Regions from separate parts of the Homo sapiens genome. Here regions 1, 3 and 4 are each linked to region 2. The links are chromatin contacts, found by Hi-C or POLR2A ChIA-PET in ENCODE. All regions are on one chromosome and are shown on one strand. The core of a region is the stretch at or near the end of the contact, and the rest is flanking DNA. Distances in the headings are between cores, read along the strand shown. Region 1 has its middle 110 kb from the start of CRIM1-DT. Region 2 holds the start of RASGRP3 (RAS guanyl releasing protein 3). Region 3 holds the start of CRIM1-DT (CRIM1 divergent transcript). Region 4 holds the start of CAPN14 (calpain 14).

The links. Hi-C counts contacts between places; a loop is a spot of excess contacts on that map. ChIA-PET counts read pairs that join two places held with the same protein, here RNA polymerase II (POLR2A). Pooled maps may share reads with other maps.
Region 1: a map of CD8-positive, alpha-beta T cell shows a loop between it and region 2 (10-fold over the local background). The contact joins the enhancer-like site here to the promoter of RASGRP3 in region 2. A Hi-C loop is called at or near these places in 3 of 168 maps with a recorded cell type or tissue (CD4-positive, alpha-beta memory T cell, CD8-positive, alpha-beta T cell and naive thymus-derived CD4-positive, alpha-beta T cell), 4 of 37 single-sample maps with no recorded cell type and 10 of 50 pooled maps. POLR2A ChIA-PET finds 5 or more read pairs at or near these places in 1 of 52 experiments (activated T-cell).
Region 3: a pooled map shows a loop between it and region 2 (6-fold over the local background). The contact joins the promoter of CRIM1-DT here to the promoter of RASGRP3 in region 2. A Hi-C loop is called at or near these places in 4 of 37 single-sample maps with no recorded cell type and 7 of 50 pooled maps.
Region 4: a pooled map shows a loop between it and region 2 (6-fold over the local background). The contact joins the promoter of CAPN14 here to the promoter of RASGRP3 in region 2. A Hi-C loop is called at or near these places in 2 of 37 single-sample maps with no recorded cell type and 3 of 50 pooled maps.

What each region holds. Positions count from the first base shown.
Region 1 is chr2:36,239,290-36,242,154 of GRCh38, reverse strand. No RefSeq gene overlaps it. Among named protein-coding and RNA genes, the nearest start is that of CRIM1-DT, 110 kb to the left of the region's middle. Within about 2 kb of position 1,519, at least 3 of the 41 ENCODE cell types and tissues checked have a DNase peak (open chromatin) inside an H3K27ac peak, as active enhancers do.
Region 2 is chr2:33,475,399-33,478,098 of GRCh38, reverse strand. It overlaps RASGRP3 (RAS guanyl releasing protein 3), which reads right to left and starts at 1,450. Exons shown (of 18, transcript NM_001139488.2): 1 at 1,392-1,450. RefSeq lists an enhancer at 1,795-2,114.
Region 3 is chr2:36,354,120-36,356,819 of GRCh38, reverse strand. CRIM1-DT (CRIM1 divergent transcript) reads left to right here and starts at 1,250. Exons shown (of 2, transcript NR_037631.1): 1 at 1,250-1,732; 2 at 1,839-2,071. It overlaps CRIM1 (cysteine rich transmembrane BMP regulator 1), which reads right to left and starts at 1,042. Exons shown (of 17, transcript NM_016441.3): 1 at 197-1,042. The coding sequence starts at 527.
Region 4 is chr2:31,216,236-31,218,975 of GRCh38, reverse strand. CAPN14 (calpain 14) reads left to right here and starts at 1,461. Exons shown (of 22, transcript NM_001145122.2): 1 at 1,461-1,520.

The sequences.
Region 1 (2,865 bases), core at 270-2,769, 2.8 Mb before region 2:
GAAGCATTCCCTTCTGAAATTGTCATGTATTGACTCTTCACTATCTCTCCCGGTAGACGTGGTAAGCTGCTTGAAGACTACATCCTATTTGTCTTTGCGTTAGCAGCAATGATCACAGAGTGTAGGACATAATAGGTACACAATAATGGTTTAATGCATGAATAAATAGTTATCAGGAGCCCCTGCACCAGTCTTACAATCCCAGCCCTGGTATTTCATATATTGGTGTAAAATCCTAGTTACCCAAATGCTTCTGAAATTGCTTGTTTCTTCCTAACCCATGATAAGATCACTCAGTTCTTTACTGATAGATGACTTCCCAATTTCCATTAGGATTTTCTCTGAAATGCATCTTGCTTGCTGGGGCACTGCTAACTTCCCAGGCCTTGCAGGCCTATTATCCAGAGACTAAACCTTGCTCCCACAGAGACCTCCATCACTAGCCTGAACTCTCTGGGGTTAAATAACCCTTCAGATTATGTTCCAGGGTTATTAGCGATACGAGAGTCTAAGCAAGTACTCTTCATTTATTTTCCTCCAATCCTGCCTACATTTATCTAACAAATTGAAAATATTATTCTTTCCTTTTGCTTATTGTACCTCTGGAAAATCTGCCAGGAAGAATTTAATAGACATTAGACTGGGGTTCATCCTTTAACAGCATAATATTTATTTCTTCACCTGAAGGTTAAGAGGGTTTAATCTTCAGAAAGAACTATTAGTTTCTACCTCCTGCAGTACAGTTGGGAAGAGGTTTCAATTCTAATCTGGGAAAGTTAAATGATGGGAATGGGTGCTGGTCATATTTCTTTAAGGATGGGCTAAGGGACTCGTACCCAGAAAAAAAAGTCTCATAAAAGTAGGTTAGAGTTCCAAGTGTTCTAGCTCTTTCAACATATGTCATGCTGCTGCCTGGGCACATATTCTTCTGATATCAAAACTGATAGTAATGTCAAAGATACAATGTGTTTTTGTGGAGGAGAACAGTGAGTGAAGTTTGGGTAACAGGTGTAGGGATTCAAGTCAGAGGAATAAGAGAATGCCACTTATGCCTCTTAAGCTGTAGCCCAAGCTTAGTAATAATCTCCTTTGAGTGTGTGTGTGTGTGTGTGTGTGTGTGTGTGTGTGTGTATCCATAATTTGAACAGTCCCAGGGTGTGCTGTGGCTTTATTGGGGAACCAGAAATGCCGAGCCCTTTTCTTGAGGTTAAGAGCTGCTGCAGAGCTGTTGGCCTCAGATAATGTTCTGATCTGGGAGACAGAGAGGACCTTCTGCTTTCACACCCAGGATCTCATTTAGAGAGTAATGTTCAGTTTCACCCCAACAATGTGCTCATTGCTGCGATTTCCAGCACTATTAATATTAAGGAACTTGTGTTTGGGGGTGGGGTTGGGGAGGGAGGAAAATAATTGGCAGGCTGAATATGCTGATCTTTTCACACACTCCTCTTTTGCTTCCTCTCTGCGGCTGCAGTTGGGTTTGCTTGCTGTCTCCACCGAGCTGACGTGTGATGTCTGCAGCGCGAGTCAAAGCCACCTCGCAAAGGCAGCCGTGTTCCCTGCCTTGACATCTCATCCCTCGTCCTTACTCAGATCTCGTCAGCCTACACGGTCTGCTCCTCCAACAGCTAATAGCGAAATGACTGCGGGGAAGGCAATGACAGCAATCGCTGTTCAGCATTTATTTTACCTTTGATTTTTTGCTGCACATAAAATTCCAGGCCTGAGCTGCGGGGCAGACATAGAGGAGAGTGCGGGGGCTTGGAAGAAGGTGGGACTCTGAAATCTGCCCCTCCTCCCCCTTCAGTACAACGTAATGTGAGCTGAGTGGTCTCTGGCAATGATTTAATGCCTCCTTTGGACATTTGCCGGTTAACATAGCAAGATTGACAGTGTGCATCGTGAGTTGTATGTAGCTACCAAGGCTCAGAGGCTGTATATTTCCCTATCCTGCATGTCATTCCTGAGACCTTTTATAAATTCAGAGGCAGGACAGCAAGCTAGGCTCCTACCATCATCTGTGTTCTTGCTTCTTTATTGTTCTCAGTACCAAATGATATTCCACAGCACCTGCTCATACTGCTTAGTGCCATATAAGGAGAACCAGGTAGGAACACATGCTGCCCTGCCCTCCAGGAGCTTGCAGTTTAAGGCAAATACCCAGACAGAGACAAATGTTATTTCTGAATCTTTTTCCTCTCTGTTACTTGGCAAACAGCTAGTGATATGGTTTGGCTCTGTGTCCCCACCCAAATCTCGTCTTGACTTGTAGCTCCCATAATTCCCTTGTGTTATGGGAGGGACTTGGTGGGAGATGATTGAATCATGGGGGCAGTTTCCCCCATACTGTTCTCATGGTAGTGAATAAGTCTCACGAGATCTGATGGTTTTATAAGGGGTTTCCCTTTTCTCTTTGCTCTCATTCTGTCTTGTCTGCTGCCATGTAAGATGTGCCTTTTGCTTTCCACTATGATTGTGAGGCCTCCCCAGCCACATGGAACTATGAGTCCATGAAACCTCCTCTTCTTCATAAATTACCCAGTGTCAGGTATGTATGTATTAGCAATGTGAAGATGGACTAATACAGCTAGCCATAGTGGACATATTACACAAACTTCATACTCAAGAGCTTCATCCCAGTCCTGTCTTGGTCATTTAATAGCTTTGTGACTTTGGGCAACTCATTTAACTCTTTCGAGTCCCAACTTCCTTATCTGTAAAGCTGTACAACAATGAAGCCTATGTCCTGGTGTTGCTGCGAGATTAGACATAGTGTTTAAAAACCAAGCTGGCCTACAGGAAGAGTTTAATTTCTGGTAGTTGACATTTTGGAGAGTGAATCTAATGATAAGTGCATGGGCATCG
Region 2 (2,700 bases), core at 201-2,700:
GTGCCGTGCCCTGGGTCATTTTTAATCCATTCTCCACAAACAACAAAGGATGGTAAGGGTGGGGAGAGAACAGTGTTCCCTCATGGCAGGGGGCAGAGGGCGAAAGAAAACCGTATAGCTTGAGCCTGTATGAGAATCCATTTGTCACACGAGGAAACAAGCGCACTCCAGGTTGTCCTAGGCTTATCACAAGCAAAACAACTATTTGGTGAGACTTCAAATAAAAACAGCCCCTCTCTGCCCACCCTCCTCAAGATCCACGCGATCTCCAGAAACAGGAACCTGTTTGGTTATCTCCCTGCAGCCTCTGATTCAAAGACCTGTCACTTTCAGAGCTTTACGTCATCAGTTTAGAGCTCTGCCCTCTCTCTTTTCCCCTTTTGCCTTTCCTCTGAAGCATTCTGTCTGGTGACTACCAAGGAAGGACAAAAGTCACCGAACAACAGCTCAGTTCCAGCATGGTGCCTGCTTTGCTGCTCGCCCAAGCGCAAGCACCATTACTGCTGAATGAACCTGAGAAGGAGCCGGTTCTCTCCGTAATTTGGATGCCAGGCCTCCCAGAGTTAATCATCAGCTGCAGGCAGCACTTTCCCAGTCAGGTCATAAACAAGGAAAAAACAGCCTGAGTATCACGAAAACACTAAAATAAGGAAGACCAGCGGCAACCGAACATTTTAAAGTAATGAAGGTGAAGGAAGACCAGGGGCAACTGAACATTTTAAAGTAATGAAGGTGAATTAGCTTGTTGGGGGGAAAAAAAGTCGCTATAAAATACAGCTTTCAATTAGTTGGAAACCATGCAAGAAATCTAAATATGATTTCTAATGTGAATCTAAATATTATTTTGTCAGTCTTCTATATTGCAGACAGTTCTACACAGTTAAATGAGATATTCTCAAAAATTGAATAGGAAAAATCAAATCAGCCATACAATAAATTCACAAGTTACTTTAAACAACTACGTTTTCAGGTTTCAGTGGTAGAAACAGATTAAAATCAAATCTAGTCATCAACTCACTTCAATGAAGTCTCTACTTCATAACCTGAACTTGACTTTGAACCTAAACACCATGGACTAGAAAAATCTTGAACACTGGGAAACAAACTTTCTGTTTCCTAGACAGGAATGAAGCCATATGCCCCATTCATCCTCAAAGTTACAAGACACGTTGCCGAAAATAACAGGTTCTAAAAAAGGGCTGTGAAAACACCAATGGCTGTTAACAGGTACAAATAAAATATCTCCTTCTATCGTGCCAGAGGGAAACCAAAATCAAAATCAAAAGTTGTTGGTGGCTTGCAACACACACACACACACACACACACACACACACACACACGGAGAGGGAATGAAAGAGAGAGAGAGAGAGGAAAGTTCTCCAGTTACTTACTAGGGTGGTTTTGTCGTGGTATTTTTCACATCAGCACTCTGCCTGTCCAGCTGCCAAGTGCCGGAGCACGCCGAGAGCAGCTGTTTCCTTCAAGCTGGGGCTCTGAGTCTTAACCAGTCACATGTACCTCCTGATAAATACCGCCCGCCACCGTGCCAGGAGGTCAGAAACTGAAGATCATTCTTCTCCTCACTCGCAAACCACCTCATAACCCCTGAGTTGGCTCAGCCATCTCATGAGCATGCAGAGCGGGATATTCCACAATTTGTTTTCCTTTAGTGACAAAAGCCAAACAGCTGATAAGTCACACTGAAGGGCAGGTCACTGCAAGTGGAAAGTTAAATGTGTTTGCGTGTGTGTGTGCGCAGAGGGGGAGACTGGCAGGCTCCATGCTCTCTCATCTCACTCAAGTTTCACTGGGGCTCTCGAACGGCAAGAGAGAGGATCACCAACTCGCACAGCAGGTGGAAGTTGCTCTGTGTTAACCCCGGAGTACAACTGTTTGGTTTCGTTTTCTCAGAATCTCAGGCTCCAGTTTGTTAGACGAGCCACAAGCCTGACTAGGTGGCTGGTGCTGGGGAAGGCAGACCCTCACTCACCATCTAAGAATGCTTAGGTTGGACTTCAAAGGCCGGGGCTGCTAAGCCAAGGGACGCTGAGGGGCAAATATGGGAGGGGTTAATGAAGACTATCAAAGGCAGCTTTATCTGAAGAGCTCTTGGAAGTGATTTCAGGTAGCTTTAGACCAAACTTCCGCATTGTTATCTGTTGAATTGCATCGAGCAGCTGAGATTATCAGCCGGCGAGTGTGAATGCAAACAGAAATTATCACCAAGTTGACAACGCGCTTTACAGACGCACTACTGCCCCCTTTGGTGTGCTGGGAACTTGGAGCAAACTGCCGTTTTCTGTGCTGCTCGCAAACGTGGCAAACCATCCCTGATGTTTTGTTGAATTCATATGTCTCACCTGAGCTGATGTTCCCACCCTTCCCTTTTCATCCTCCCTTCCAAGGAAAGCCCTTGAAGTATCTGACTTTACGTAGTGTCTGACCTTGGATGTCTGACTTCTTGGTATAGTAAGGGTGACACTTCCCCGAATCAGTGTCTGAGCCTGCCCTTCAGGTAGAGATATGACATAGAGGCAGCCTATTTGGCAAAGTGAACATCCAGAAAAGATGGTTGAAGTCCCCCAGGGGATTTCTGAACCATAATGTGCCTGTTAAACTATTAACCCTGATTTTTAACACATAATATCTTACTCAGTGTAAGAGCCTGTGTGAGTAATCTTTTATATTTAGGCTTTGTCT
Region 3 (2,700 bases), core at 1-2,500, 2.9 Mb before region 2:
GACTGCCTAAGCGTCGGGGGGAACAAGGAGAGGGAACGCAGGGCCGCGGGGGCACTCTCCTGGGGGCGGCGGCCGCCCCTCTTCCCGCAGAGCCCTCTTTCCTCCAGAAAGTCTCGCCCAAACTTTGTTCGGCACAACCAGCGCCGAGGGGGCGGCGCAGGCCAGGTGGGAGGGGGCCCGCAGCGGGCGGCCGTACCTTCGCAAACGCCCGCTTCGTACTCGGTGAGGGAGTCGCCATTGAGCGGGGGGCGGATGACACAACGCAGCCCCCGGTCGCAGGTTCCGTAAATCCCGAAGGTGCCGCCGCAGCTCTCGTTCCTCTGGCTGGCGCACGTGTAGCAGCAGCCGCAGACGCCCTGCACGATGCTCCCCGGGCAGTTCCTGGGCTCCTCGCACTTGGACTCGTCACAGGGCAGGCAGACCAGCGCCCGGGTGCCGGAGCGCGCCAGCAGCAGCAGCAGCCCCAGCAGCGAGACCAGGAGGTGCCCGCAGCCGGCCAACCCCCTGTCCCCCGCCACCAAGTACATCCTCCTGCGCCGCCGCCGCCTCCTCCTCGCAGCCGGGCCGGGAGCGGGGCGGGCGCCCTCCCCTGCGCGGGGCACACGCGCCGCCGCCGCCGCACCAGCAGCCCGCGGTCCTCACCGCCCCTCTCGGGGCCCCCGGGGCGCGCCTCCCCTCGCGGGGCGAGGCCCCCGCCCCTTCTGCGGGCCGCGCCGACCCCGAGCCCACGAGCCTTGGCGCCGGCGGCAGCTTCCCCTCCTCCTCCTCCTCCTCCTCCCGGGAGGGAGGGGGAAAAAAGAAAAAAGTTTCCTCCCGGCAGCTCCGGTTCAACCCAAACTTCTGGCGCGGCGGCGGCGGTGGCTGCTGCGCTCGGCTCCAGCCCGGGCCGGCGGCGCCTCCTCCCTCTCCTCCTCCGAGTCGGCCGGCCCCGCAGCGGCGCAGCCTCCGGGCCGGTCCCCGCCTCCCGAGCTGCCGAGTGGGCGCGGTGGCGCAGCACAAGATCCGCGGCGTCCGCTCCGCGCGCCCCGCTCGCCTCACTCCTGCGCCGCTCCTCCGGGCGCTTGTTTATGGCTGGAGCCTCAGCCGCTCGGGCTGCGCCCTCCCCCATCCTACCTCCTCCCCCAGACCTTCCCCCCACCCCCACGCGCCGCGCGCCGCTCATTGGCTGCCCCCCCTCCCCGGCCCGGCCGGCCCCCTCCGCCTCCCCCTCCCCCTCTCGGGCGGCCGGGCCCTTCCTCCCTCCCTCACACGCCTCCACCTCTTCCCGATCTCCTCCTCCCCGAGCCCGGCGCACCGAGCCGGCCGTGCCACCGAGCTGCGGCTCTGGCCCCGGCGCCGCGGGTGCGCTGCGGATGGGCTTGGGGCGCACCCAGCGAGCAGCGAGAGTCGCGGTGTCCCGGGCGCTCGCTGGCACCGTGGCCGCAGCGGCCGGCCTGGGAGCCAGGAGGGCGAGGCGGCTGCACCTTCGGGGCCAGATTGGAGTTCGAAGAGTGGCGGGTACCCCAGAAGCTCGGGGCCGGGGCGATGGCTGCAGCCTCGGGAGGGTATCGCCGGATCGAACTCCGGGAAAGGGAAGCAAAGGCATGGAACCTCCGCACACTGGATGAGAATCCATCTTCCATTCGAGCTGGGAATAGACTTTGTGAAAGATATTATGTAATGGAGTCTCGGGAACCCTGAGACCTCTCCAGCGAAGCTGAAGTGAATTAATTAAGTGCTTTAAACGGTCTTGGTAAATATTCCGCGGGAGCTGGGGAGGACCGTTGGGATGGCTGTAGCTTGAGTTGAATTTTAACTGTCCTCATTCTGGGTTTTGTCGCTCTGCTTTCTGTGCCAAGGTGCTGTGTTACGGGAGAGAGTGACTGGAAAGTAACAAAGCTGAATCTTTCTCCCTGGAGTAAGGCCGAAGACTGGATTACTACACGCCTAGACGTGACACTACACCCATAGATCTCATGCATCATTAATGCCATATGACATTGCCATTTTCTTTCTCAGTTCACGGACAAAAGTGGTGGGTTTTCATTGTCTTCACTGATTGTCAATGCATTAATAAAGAAGATGTGTGGTACATAGTCTTTGTGATAAATCAGGTAAAGAAGCAACGGAAGTGATGCAAAATGCACGGTGTGGAGATGGTTTCTCTTCAGTGGTTGTCAGAAAAGGTTTTCGTAATGATGGCTCTGTCATTGATGGGATATGAAGTAGTAATCCGCTCCGTAGTGACCTACCATTCACAAGATGGGTACCAGGTGAATAACATTAATTAATTGACAAAAAGTGACTGTGGTCAATGGGGGAAAAAATCGATCCCGTGGCAGGTGTGACGTGGGAATGGCTGGCCCACCCTCTGATCCAAGATGGTCTGGCTGCAGGAAGGTGGCAGCCAAGTGGATTCTGAAAATCGTGACTAATGAACCGAAAGTTAATAGCTGGCAGTGCAAGGAAAGAGGAAACAAAGCTACCTTTGAAATGTTATGTTTGTGGAACAAATTCATACTTACGATAAATATTTTAGTTTAACCACTCTGTCTAATCCTGAACCCAAAAGCCAGAGTTACCAGTGGACTATTCCCCCATGATGGGCATCAGCAAACTAAACATTTCTCCTATCATATTTCTTTGTCCAAGGAGAGGAAGAGGCTCATTAATTATCATTGATTATTATAGGGCCATGAGGAAGATGTTCAACCGTGGAAA
Region 4 (2,740 bases), core at 212-2,711, 2.3 Mb after region 2:
GATAATAATAATAATGGTCTTCCCAGATCCACTGCTTCTGCTATCCTCATAACACCTTCAGACCCATGCGAGGAAGGGTGGCTATTTGGCACATGAGGCAGGGGGAAGGCTCCAAAGAGCGTTTAGCTCAGGAAGAAAGCTTTGGATTTGATTTGACAGTGGCAGGGAGACAATTCCTTGACAAAGATGAGGAGAAGTTAGTGGAACCTGACACCCTGGGACTTTAGCCCCATCTCTGCTGTTTACTGGCTGCGGTTATCTTGGGCGAGTTGCCATGCTGTGCCTCCGTTTTCTTTTTGTAGAATGTGGATAATAATAGCACTACCTCACAAAGTTGTGAAGATTCCATGAGATTCTGCATGCAATGTGCTTAGCATTGTGCTTGGCATGTCATAAGTGCTCAAAACGTGTTGGCTATTATTATCAATATTAGTTAATTTATCAGTACTAATAAAATGGGTGGAGTGATAATCACACAAAATGATTGAGTTGGAGAGATTAGAGTCAAGGCAGAGGCCAAGAAGCAGGCGGGGAGGAAGAGGACAGAGGATTTCCACAGGCAAGGGACTCTGATTCCACTGACACATATTGAGCACCTCCTGGGTACTAGGCATGGTTCTGGGTTCTGGGGATCCTAGGTGTGCAAGCGTGGAGGCAGGCAAGCTGGAACCAACTAAGCTGCTATGATGGAAATCTGTGCAAGTGGTGGTGGGAACCTAGGAGAAGGATTTGGGGGTGGGGGTGGGGAGGGAGTGAAGAAGTCTAGAGCAACCACAGGAGGGCTAAGAAATGCTTTAAGGGAAGAACAACCAGATTTGGAGCAACGGGACCCAAGGTGAACTGTGAGGAGACAACCAGTGGGAGGTCAATGTTCTGAGTCCCAGATGGCCAAAATGGGGGATTTGGAAAGTAGGTTGGGAAGGAAGAGGGAGCGATCTCAATAGCACAAATGAATCACAGATTTCCTCCTTAGCAGGAAACATCCCTGAGGGCTGCCTCAGACTCTGACAACCATAAAAGAAAACCCACAGCCACCTCTTGAAAATACTTTCCAGGCTTCTGTCAATGTTAGTTTAAACATAGGGATGTACAGGAATCTCTGTCTTGGTTCTTTGGTGTCCTGGGAGTTGTGGGGAGGTGAGCAAGCAGTATCATGTGCTCCTGCAGTGAAATGCTTTTCTAGGTCACACCTGAAAGTACCCTCCCCAGGGTTGGAAGTGAGAAGATGACTAACTCTCTCTCATTAAGGCATTACTGAAACAGGCTTTCTCTGTATGGTGTTCTAAAGAAATAATTGGATTTGTGTAATCCAGTCGCAAAGCCCTGGGTACTCCACTCCCTTCCAGAGAACACACAGTGGGGAGGAACCAAGGTCCTGGGAGGTGGGGTCGCAAATTCTTGGCTAAACACCATGTGTAGAAAGGACCCATATATAAGAGGTGGTTTCAGGCTGCATGCTTCTGACTGCACCGGGATTAGAGCTTGCCCAGGCGCTTAAAGAAGCAAAATCTCCTGTGCAGGTAAATTTCTTTAGTTCCAAGGGTGGGTCCAAGTTAGCCCAGAGGCCCTATGAGACTCTACAGGGTCTGGGTTTAGAAGGTGAGAGGATGGTATTTGCTTCTCCTGGTTTGAGCTTTGCAGGTGAGTGTATACAGAAAAAACCCTGGAGTCTGGAGATTTCAATTTTGTCCTCAGTTTTGCCATCACTTATTAGTGTGACCTTGAGGAATAGACTTCAGCCCTTTGGCCCCAATCTCCTCATTTAAAAAAAAAGATGGGAGTATCTTTGGGCCTGGGTAATTTCTGAGGTCCCTCCAGCTCTGGTTTCTCTCGAAGTCATTTGGTAGAGTTACTGATGCTGCTAGGTGCTGTCATTTCCCAGAACATAGGCCATCCCAGTTGTCTCCTGAGCCTCCTGATGAGAAGGAATCTGGGGGCAGCCAGCTTATCACTGAGGCCTTATGGGATCCTCAGAGTCAAGGAGGCCGACTGTTCTCTGTTCTGATAAGCAGTGAGGCTGGGCTGACTTCCTGTATGAAATTAGATGTGAAAAACACACTGGGACGGTGACCACACTATAAGAGTGAAATATTGCCTCAAATGATAGCTGTCAGTGTGGTGCTTGGCACGGCCCTTGCCTAGATTAGAAATCTCGAAATTGCCCTTGTCTGAGTGGTCTGCTGGCCTATGGGCACTGGAAATCACTCCTCAAAGCTCTGGAGGACTCCAGAGCGAGGTAGTCGGCTCTCAGTTCAGCTTATAACCCTCTCCTATGGAGGCACAGGGTGACAATGTTTTGGTGGGTGGTACCTAAGTGTTTCAGCCTGGGTACATCTTCCAGGCCTGATAGGGTGAGGGGTGTCTTTGACTTTCTAGGGGGAGAATTCTTGGATGAGTTAGGTACTGGCCATTTCACAGAGTGGGCACCTCATGCTGAAGAGTGAGGGCCCTTTCTAGAGTGTGAGCCTGGTCGTTGGACTGTGACTTCCTCGAGGGCAGAAATTCTGTCTAATCCATCCTGTACCCCTACCATCTAGGGCAATGCCTGGCCCATGGGGAAGCATGCAATAAAGCCTTGTTTAAATGAATTGATTCTCCCACTTTTCAAACTCCCTTGTAAATCTCTCTCCTGACCATCAAAACAAGCAGTAGAAAAGGAATGGAATTGATGTAACTATCAGTGGTATAATTGGTTTGGTGATAGATCGCTCGACCTCAAGGGTAACCACTAAGCTAATTT